Regions from separate parts of the Homo sapiens genome. Here region 1 is linked to region 2. Evidence: chromatin contacts called from ENCODE Hi-C or POLR2A ChIA-PET data. All regions are on one chromosome and are shown on one strand. The core of a region is the stretch at or near the end of the contact, and the rest is flanking DNA. Distances in the headings are between cores, read along the strand shown. Region 1 holds the start of WBSCR23 (Williams-Beuren syndrome chromosome region 23). Region 2 has its middle 40 kb from the start of EIF4H.

Region 1 (4,929 bases), core at 2,243-4,742, 400 kb after region 2:
GTGTATGCTCCTGGCCTGTAGGGGAAGCACCAAGGGGGCGGCAGGGGTAGGGGGAGCACACAGAGGCATGAAGGGGGCAGATGAGGCCAGAGGTGATGAAGTCACATACGTAGGACTTTGGCTGTCACCAAATGAGATGGGAGCCACTGGACATTTTTTATTTTTATTTTTTGAGACAGGGTCTCACTCTGTTGCCCAGGCTGGAGTGCAGTGGCATGATCTTGGCTCACTGCAGCTTCGAACTCCTAGGCTCAAGTGATTCTCCCACCTCAGCCTCCCGAGTAGCTGGGACCACAGGCGTGCACCACCACACCTAGCTTTTTGTATTTTACTTTCTGCAGAGATGGGGTCTTGCTGTGTTGTCCAGGCTGGTCTTGAACTCCTGGGCTCAAGCCATCTGTCCACCTCAGCCTCCCGGAGTGCTGGAATTACAGGCATGAGTCACCGCACCCAGCCCAGCCAATTTCCTAACAGAAAAGTGATATGATTTTGACATTTCTGCAGGATCCCTCTGGCCGCTACATGGCCAGAGTGGAGTGGGGACGGTGGGAGGTGATGGGGACCGCAGCTCCCGGGTCCTGTGTGTCCAGCAGCCTGTCTAACACTCAGCCTTGCTGTTTGGTTGTCTTTCCAGCGGAAGCCCTGGGCCTGGACCACATGGTCCCCGTGCCCTACCGGAAGATTGCCTGTGACCCGGAGGCTGTGGAGATCGTGGGCATCCCGGACAAGATCCCCTTCAAGCGCCCCTGCACTTATGGAGTCCCCAAGCTGAAGCGGATCCTGGAGGAGCGCCATAGTATCCACTTCATCATTAAGAGGTGCGGGTGGGGCTGGGCGCAGTGGCTCATGCCTGTAATCCCAGCACTTTGGGAGGCCAAGGCAGGCAGATCGCTTGAGGCCAGGAGTTCGAGACCAGCCTGGTCAACATGGCAAAACCCCGTCTCTATTAACAATACAAAAATTAGCCAGGTGTGGTGGTGGGTGCCTGTAATCCCAGCTACTTGGGACGCTGAGGCAGGAGAATCTCTTGAACCCGGGAGGCAGAGGTTGCAATGAGCCAAGATCATGCCACTGCACTCCAGCCTGGGTGACAAAGTGAGACTCTGTCTCAAAAAAGAGAGGTGCGGGTGGGCGTAGGGGTCTGGCCTTCTGCTCCGGGCTTGGCTTGGGCTCCGGGTTTTGGGGCATGTGGGCTAAGCAGGGGCCTGGGGAGGCAATGATGGGGCAGGGGCAGAATGAATGGGTTCTCTAACTTAACACAGAGAATAAGACGAGTCTGAGAGAGAATTCTGTTATAGCTCCTTGTGTAGCTGTGTGGCCTATTCCTTCTGGGCCTTTTGAGGATTGAATGGAAAATGCAGGCACGGTGTCTGGCCTAATCAGGCACTTTGTAATTTTTTTTTTTTTTTTTTTTTGAATAGAGATGGGATCTTGCTATATTGCCCAGGCCTGCATAGCCTGAGTGTCAGAGCAAGGCCCTGTTTCTTAAAAAAAAAAAAAAAAAAAAAAAGGCGGCAGGGGTGGGGGGAAGGGACAATGATGGCCCCCCCGACCCAAGTTTTCCTAACATAAAATGAAAAAGTGGATGAAACACACCTGACATGTAGCAGATGTTTAATAAGCATGAGGTGTTTTTTCATTGTCCTTATTTCCCTTGTGAATTAAAACATCATTAAGTGCATCGGTGCACCTGAAGACATTTCCGACCTGGGCGTCCTTGGGCAAGTTACTTAACCACTCTGTGCCTCATTTACATAAACCAGGCCTGATACCAGCCCAGGCAACATGGCGAGACCCCATCTCTGCAAAATATTTAAAAAGTTAGCCAGGCATGGTGGCAGGTACCTGTAGTCCCAGCTACTTGGAGGCTGAGATGGGAGGATCACTTGACCACAGGAGTTCGAGACTGCAGTGAGCTATGATCGTGCCACTGCACTCCAGCCTGGGTGACAGAGTGACACCCCATCTCAAAAAATAAAAAATAGGCCAGGCATGGTGGCCTGGATTACGCCTGTAATCCCAGCACTTTGGGAGGCCAGGATGAGTGGATCACCTGAGGTCAAGAGTTTGAGACCAGCCCGGCCAACATGGTGAAACTCCGTCTCTACTAAACATACAAAAATTAGCCAGGTGTGGTGGCGCACGCCTGTAGTCCCAGCTACTCGGGAGGCTGAGGCATGAGAATGGCTTGAATTCGGGCGACAGAGATTGCAGTGAGCCAAGATGGCACAACTGCACTCCAGCCTGGGTGACAGCGAGAATCCATCTCTAAATAAATAAATTAAACATAGAATAACCAGGCCTGATAATTGTCCATGCCTCATAGTGTTGATCGGAGAGTAAATTACCAGATGTGGATGAAATGCTTAGAACAGTGGCTACAGCTTCAGAGCCTCCAAGTACACTTTTTTCTATTACACACCCCAGCCTCATCATTTAACCATCTGAGATCATGCTGGCAAAAGTGAGTCAGGAGAGGAGGGCTTAAAAAGGAGCCAGGGGCTGAGCACAGTGGCTTACGGCCTGTAATCCCAGCACTTTAGGAGGCCAAGGTAGGCGGATCACTTGAGCCTAGGAGTTCAAGACCAGCCTGGCCAACGTAGCAAGACCCCATCTCCAAAAAGAAAAAAAAAAAGTGGGGGGAGCCAGGAGGTAGAGTCTCTGCCCTGGCCCAGGTATCTGCAGGGTATGCACCATCTGGGAGTCAGAAGTGCTTTCTACAAGGCCTGAGGGTCTTGTTATTGGTGGTACAGCTCTCTGCCCCCCACCTCTGCCCCAACCCCAACTCATGCCAAGTTCTGGCCTCCTACTTCTCATGTCTGTATTCCTACTGGGATACAATAGAATCCCCCAGGGCTGTGGGTTCACACCTCAGGGGCAGATATATTGGTTCTAGCTAAGCCAGAACTTAGGAGGAGAAAGTATCTGGAGAAGATTTCTAGAACTCAGAACTGTGCTTAGAGGCTGGCCAGCGACCCCTTGGTCAGTGCCTATCATGTGGGCCTTCCAGTCCGGGCAGCCCGTGAGGGCATCTGACCGCTCCCTGACATCTGCCTCCACCCCCAATGCCCCCCCAGGGAATGGTGTAAGTCCCTGATGCTGTCTCGAACCCACATCTCCCCGACCCTGTTCTCCCTGATAAATAAATAAAACTGTAAATAATAAAACTGCAGGCTGGGCACAGTGGCTTACACTTGTAATCCTAGCACTTGGAAAGGCTGAGACAGGAGGATCACTTGAGGCCAGGAGTTTGAGACCAACCTGGGCAATATAGTGAGACCCTATTTCTACAAAAAATAAAATAAATAGCCAGGCCTGGTGGTATGCACCTGTAGTCCTAGCTACTGAGGAGGCTGACGGAGGAGGATCACTTGAGCCCAGGAATTGGAGGCTGCAGTGAGCTATGATCACGCCACTGCACTCCAGCCTGGGCGACAGAGCCAGACCCTATCTCTGAAAACAATAATAAAACGACAACCAATGCTGACTGTGTCTCCATCACTGGGTGGGGCTGAGGAAGCAGGCCTCAGAAAGGAAGCCAGTTTTCCCCCAAAATTATTCCCTGAGGCTGCCTCTGGGCCTGTGGATCCAGATGTGTGGGGGCCTTCAGGAGTGGCAGGGGAGTGGGGCCTCCAGCGTGAAAACAGAAGTCACCGTCAGCCTTGCACCCCCGGCTCTGCCTCCCAGGACTGGTGTTTTTGCCTCTGTTTTAATTTCCTGCTGGGTCCTCCCTTGGACATTGTCAGGTATGCAGGCTGGGACATCCCTTCTTTCCTCCTACATTCCCCCTAGAGCCCAAGGCTCTGTCCGTGGTCCAGCCACTCCATGGCAGGGAAGCTGTACCTCCATAATCAGCTGCCTGAGGGCCCCTGACCCACCACCAGGCACCACCCTGGTGGGGCTGAGGTTAGAAGGGAAAGAATGCCAGAACTCCAGTCCTGGAGGCAGGAGAGTGTGTGAGCCCAGCCCCGCCCTCTCAGACTCTCAGACCTTTATTTCATCCTCATTTTCCTGGCTAGAGGTTCCATGCATCATTTTTTTTTTTTTTTTTTTCAGATGGAGTCTCACTCTATTGCCCAGGCTGGAGTGCAGTGGTGCTATGTCGGCTCACTGAAACCTCCGCCTCTCAGGTTCAAGCAATTCTCCTGCCTCCGCCTCCCAAGTAGCTGGGATTACAGGCATGCACCACCACACCTGGCTAGTTTTTGTATTTTTAGTAGAGACGGGGTTTCACCATGTTGGCCAGGCTGGTCTCAAACTCCTGACCTCAGGTGATCCACCTGCCTGGGCTTCCCAAAGTACTGGGATTATAGGCTTGAGCCACCACGCCCGGCTGGTTCCATGCATCTTACCTGGATGACTTGGGTCCCTAAATGGGCCCCTGGGTGCCCAGCCTCCCCTCCTCCAATACATTCTCTGATAATCTGACCTTGTCATGACCATTGGGGCACCTGTTGCCCACAGGGTAGAGGCCAGGTGCCTGAGGACAGCACTGAAGGCCGTGCACCTCCACCTCCAGCCTCCAGTCACCTCACCTAGCTCACTGCTCTCTCTCCTGCAAAGTCTCTCCTGCTTCCCTCCCTAAGGGAAGGGCTGGCCGCTCACTGCTTGGGCCCCCTTGATTTCTAAGACACCTGTGAAGGGTCCCACAAGGCCAGGCACAGTGGCTCTTGTCTGTAATCCCAGCGCTCTGGGAGGCTGAGGCAGGAGGATCACTTGAGGTCAGGAGTTCAATGTGGACAACACAGTAAGACCCTGTCTCTACAAAAAAATTTAAAACTTAGCTGGCATTGGTGGCGCATGCCTATAGTCCCAGCTACTTGGGAGGTTGAGGTAGGAGGATCGCTTGAACCCAGGAGTTCAAGTCTGCAGTGAGCTATGATTGCACCACTGCACTCCAGCCTGGGTGATAGAGCAAGACCCCAACTC
Region 2 (4,931 bases), core at 960-3,459:
TGAGTTCAAGCGATTCTCCTGCCTCAGCCTCCCGAGTAGCTAGGATTACAGGCACCAGCCACCACCTGGCTAATTTTTGTATTTTTTGTAGAGACGGGGTTTCACCATGTTGGCCAGGCTGGTCTCAAACTCCTGGCCTCAAGTGATCTGCCTGCTTCGGCCTCCCAAAGTACTGGGATTACAGGAGTGAGCCACCACACCACCTCGACCAGCCTTTTCCTCTATAAATTTAAAAAAAAAAAAAGGCCAGGTGCGGAGGTTCATGCCCGTAATCCCAGCACTTTGGGACGGATCACTGTAATTCCAGCTACTCAGGAGCCTGAGGCAGGAGGATCACTTGAACCCAGGAGTCGGAGGTTGCAGTGAACCAAGATTGCTCCACTGCACTCCAGCCTGGGCAACAGAGCAAGACTCCAGCTCAAAAACAAAGAAAAAAGAAAAAGGCCAGGTAAGGTGACTTACATCTGTAATCCCAGTACTTTGGGAAGCTGAGGCAGGAGGATTGCTTGAGCCCAGGAGTTCAAGGCTACAGTAAGCTAGTAAGCTATGATTGCACCACTGTGCTGCAGCCTGGGTGACAGAGCCAGACCCTGTCTCATGAAAAAAAAAAAAAAAAAAAAAAAAAAGAAAAGAAAAGAAAGGAAGAAAAGTGCCAAATTGTTTCTCAAAGCAGTTCTAGTGATTTATGGTCTCACTTGCAGTATATCAGATTCTTCGTTGTCCAGATCTTTTTAATTTTTTACAGACTAACAGGTACAATACAGTATCTTACTGTGGTACTAATTTGAGTTTCCCTGATTTCCTCTATAGTTGAGCATCTTTACGTGTTTAGTGGCCACTCATGTTTCTTCAGATCTTCTGCCTGCCTTCCTCCCTCCCTTCCTCCCTCCCTTCCTCCCTTCCTCCTTCCCGCCCTCCCTTCCTTTTTTTTTTTTTTTTTTTTTTTTTTGAGACGGAGTCTTGCTCTGTCGCCCAGGCTGGAGTGCAGTGGCGGGACCTCAGCTCACTACAAGCTCCACCTCCCAAGTTAAATCGATTATCCGGCCTCAGCCTCCTGAGTAGCTGGGACTACAGGCGCCCGCCACCACGCCCAGCTAATTTTTTGTATTTTCAGTAGAGACAGGGTTTCACCGTGTTAGCCAGGATGGTCTCGATCTCCTGACCTCATGATCCGCCCACCTCGGCCTCCCAAAGTGCTGGGATTACAGGCGTGAGCGTGAGCCACCGCGCCCGGCCCCTTCCTTCTTTTTTTTTAAAAAGAGAGACGGGTGCTCCCTTTGGCAGCAGATATACTAAAAAAGAGAGACGGGAAGGCCAGGCACAGTGGCTCACACCTGTAATCCCAGCACTTTGAGAGGCCGAGGCTGGTGGATCACCTGAGGTCAGAAGTTCGAGACCAGCCTGGCCAACATGGTGAAACCCCATCTCTACTAAAAATACAAAATTAGACGGGTGTGGTAGTGCATGCCTGTAATCCCAGCTACTCAGGAGGCTGAGGCAGGAGAATCAATGAACCCGGGAGGCGAAAGTTGCAGAGAGATGAGATTGTGCCATTGCATTCCAGCCTGGGCAACAAGAGCGAAACTACGTCTCAAAAAAAAAAATGCATAAGTTTTGTGAACAAATATTTCATAATTTTCTCTACTGAGGTCTTAGACTTTTTTTTTTTACATTTTACAGAATACTTCATATCTTCTTTGTCTCTCCCCTTTTTTTTTGCAATCACCTTGAAAACATTAAGATTCAGATGGTCCTCTAATTTTCCTGTCTCCTGTTATCCTTTGTGGTGTGTGTGTGTGTGTGTGTGTGTGTGTGTGTGTGTGTGTGTGTGTGTGTTTGAGACAGAGTCTCACTCTGCTGGACAGGCTGCAGTAGAGTGATGGCATCTCGGCTCGCTGCAACCTCCGCCTCCTGGGCTCAAGTGATTCTCCTGCTTCAGCCTCCCGAGTAGCTGGGATTATCGGCATGTGCCACCACCCCTAGCTAATTTTTGTATTTTTAGTAGAGACGGGGTTTCACCATGTTGGCCAGGCTGGTTTCAAACTCTTGACCTCAAGTGATCTGCCCACCTCAGCCTCCCAAACTGCTGGGATTACAGACATGAGCCACTGCGCCCAGCCTGTTATCCTTTGTTTTTGGAAGGAAGCATTTGAAAAAGAGTGACTCTATCTTGAATAGGGGCTGGGTAAGATGAGGCTGAGACCTGCTGGGCTGCATTCCCAGTAGGTGAGACATTCTTATTCACAGGATGAGACAGAAGGTTGGCAGGACTGGTATCACAAGATACGGGTCACAAAGACCCTGCTGATAAAACAGGATGCTGACAGGGCACAGTGGCTCACTCCTGTAATCCCAGCATTCTGGGAGGCTGAGGCGGGCAAATCACTTGATGCCAGGAGATCAAGACCAGCCTGGCCAACATGGTGAAACCCTGTCTCTACCAAAAATACAAAAATTACCCAGACATGGTGGCAGGCACCTGTACTCCCAGCTACTCAGGAGGCTGAGGCAAGAGAATTGCTTGAACTCGGGAGGCAGAAGTTGCAGTGAGCCAGGATCGCACCACTGCACTCCAGACGGGGCAACAGAGCGAGACTCCATCCCAAAAAAAAAAAAAAAAAAGAAAACAAAAACAGGACGCAGTAAAGAAGCCAGCCCCAAAACCCACCAACAGTGATGAAACTGACCTCTGGTCATCCTCACTGCTCATTATACACTAATTATAATACATTACCATGCTAAAAGACACTCCCACCAGGACTATGACAGTTTACAAGTGCCACGGCAACACCCGGAAGTTACCCTATATGGTCTAAAAGAAGGAAGAACCCTCAGTTCTGGGAAATCCCTGCCCTTTCCTGGAAAACTCATGAATAACCCATACTTCGTTTAGCATAGAATGAAGAAATAACTGTAAGTATACTCAGTCAAGCAGCCCATGCCACTGCTCTGCCTATGGAGGAGTCACTCTTTATTCCTTTCCTATTCTTTTTTTTTTTTTCTTTTTCGAGACAGAGTCCCGCTCTGTTGCCCAGGCTGGAGTGCAGTGGCACAATCTTGACTCACTGCAACCTCTGCCTCCCAGGTTCAAGCAATTCTCCTGCCTCAGCCTTCCGAGTAGCTGGAATTACAGGTATGCACCACCACACCCAGCTAATTTTTGTATTTTTAATAGAGATGGAGTTTCACCAGGTTGGCCAGGCTGGTCTCGAACTCCTGACCTCAGGTGATCCACCTGCCTCAGCCTCCCAAAGTGCTGGAATTACAGACGTGAGCCACTGCGCCCGGCTATTCCTTTATTTTCCTGATAAGCTTGCTTTCAGGTCGGGTGTGATGGTTCACATGTGTAATCCCAGCACTTTGGGAGGCCTAAGTGGCAGGACTGCTTGAGCCCAGAAATTCAAGACCAACCAGCGCAACATAGTGAGACCATATTTCTATTAAAAAAAAAACAAAAACAAAAAAAACTTGGCCAACATGACGAAAACCTGCCTCTACTAAAAAAATACAAAAATTAGCCAGGAATGGTAACACATGCCTGTAATCCCAGCTACTCAGGAGGCTGAGGCAGGACAGTCACTTGAACCTGGGAGGCAGAGCTTGCAATGAGCTGAGATCAAGCCACTGCACTCGAGCCTGGGTGACAGAGCGAGACTCTGTCTAAAAAAAAAATACAAAATAAAAAAAAGAACTTATTTATGTAACCAAATACCACCTGTTCACCTGTTCCCCAAAAACCTGTTGAAACAAAAATAAATAAATAAATATAAAGAAATAATTTTTATTTATTTATTTTATTATATTTTGAGATGGAGTCCCGCTCTGTCGCCCAGGCTGGAGTGCAATGGCGCGATCTTGGCTCACTGCAAGCTCCGCCTCCCGGGTTCACACTATTCTCCTGCCTCAGCCTCCCGAGCAGCTGGGACTACAGGCGCCCGCCACCACGCCCGGCTAATTTTTTGTATTTTTAGTGGAGACAAGGTTTCACCGTGTTAACCATGATAGTTTCCATCTCCTGACCTCGTGATCCGCCCACCTTGGCCTCCCAAAGTGCTGGGATTACAGGCGTGAGCCACTGCACCCGGCCCCAAGAAATAATTTTTTTAAAAGCTGGGGTTTCCAAAAACCCTCTCCTGGAGTTAGATAATTTTCTAGAATGGCTCACAGAGCTCAGGGAAATACTTTACTTATGTTAAGTAATTTTTTTTTTATTTTTTATTTTTTGAGACTCACTCTGTCGCCAGGCTGGAGTACAGTGGCGCAATCCCAGCTCACTGCAACCTCCACTTCCTGGGATCAAGCGATTCTCCTGCCTCAGCCTCCTGAGTAGCTGGGACTACAGGCGCAGGCCACCACGTCCAGCTAATTTTTGTATTTTTAGTAGAGACAGGGTTTCACCGTGTTGGCCAGGATGGTCTCGATCTCTTGACCTTGTGATCACTCGCCTCAGCCTCTCAAAGTGCTGGGACTGATTACAGGCATGAGCCACTGCACCCGCTGCAACTAGTTTATTATATTCAAATTTTTTTACTTAAATTTTTTTTTTTTTTTTTTTTTGAGACGGAGTCTCGCTCCGTCCCCCAGGCTGGAGTACAGTGATACAATCTCGGCTCACTGCAACCTCCGCCTCCAAGGTTCATGCCATTCTCCTGCCTCACCCTCCCGAGTGGCTGGGACTGCAGGCGCGTGCCACCACGCCCGGCTAATTTTTTGTATTTTCAGTAGAGACGGAGTTTCACTGTGTTAGCCAGGATGGTCTCAATCTCCCAATTCCATGATCCGCCCACCTGGGCCTCCCAAAGTGCTGGGATTACAGGCATGAGCCACCACACCTGGCCTTTTTTACTTAATTTTTAAAATAGGGATGGAATCTTGCTATCTTGCCCAGGCTGGTCTTGAATTCCTGGGCTCAAGTGATTCTCTCACCTCAG

The links. A loop is a pair of places that touch in the nucleus more often than their neighbours do. ChIA-PET counts read pairs that join two places held with the same protein, here RNA polymerase II (POLR2A).
Region 1: a map with no recorded cell type shows a loop between it and region 2 (4-fold over the local background). The contact joins the promoter of WBSCR23 here to the enhancer-like site in region 2. A Hi-C loop is called at or near these places in 1 of 37 single-sample maps with no recorded cell type. POLR2A ChIA-PET finds 5 or more read pairs at or near these places in 1 of 52 experiments (GM10248).

What each region holds. Positions count from the first base shown.
Region 1 is chr7:74,529,100-74,534,028 of GRCh38, forward strand. WBSCR23 (Williams-Beuren syndrome chromosome region 23) reads left to right here and starts at 3,493. Exons shown (of 1, transcript XR_007060383.1): 1 at 3,493-4,114. It overlaps GTF2IRD1 (GTF2I repeat domain containing 1), which reads left to right. Exons shown (of 27, transcript NM_005685.4): 9 at 635-818.
Region 2 is chr7:74,131,627-74,136,557 of GRCh38, forward strand. No RefSeq gene overlaps it. Among named protein-coding and RNA genes, the nearest start is that of EIF4H, 40 kb to the right of the region's middle. RefSeq lists an enhancer at 1,437-2,224. Within about 2 kb of position 2,210, at least 3 of the 41 ENCODE cell types and tissues checked have a DNase peak (open chromatin) inside an H3K27ac peak, as active enhancers do.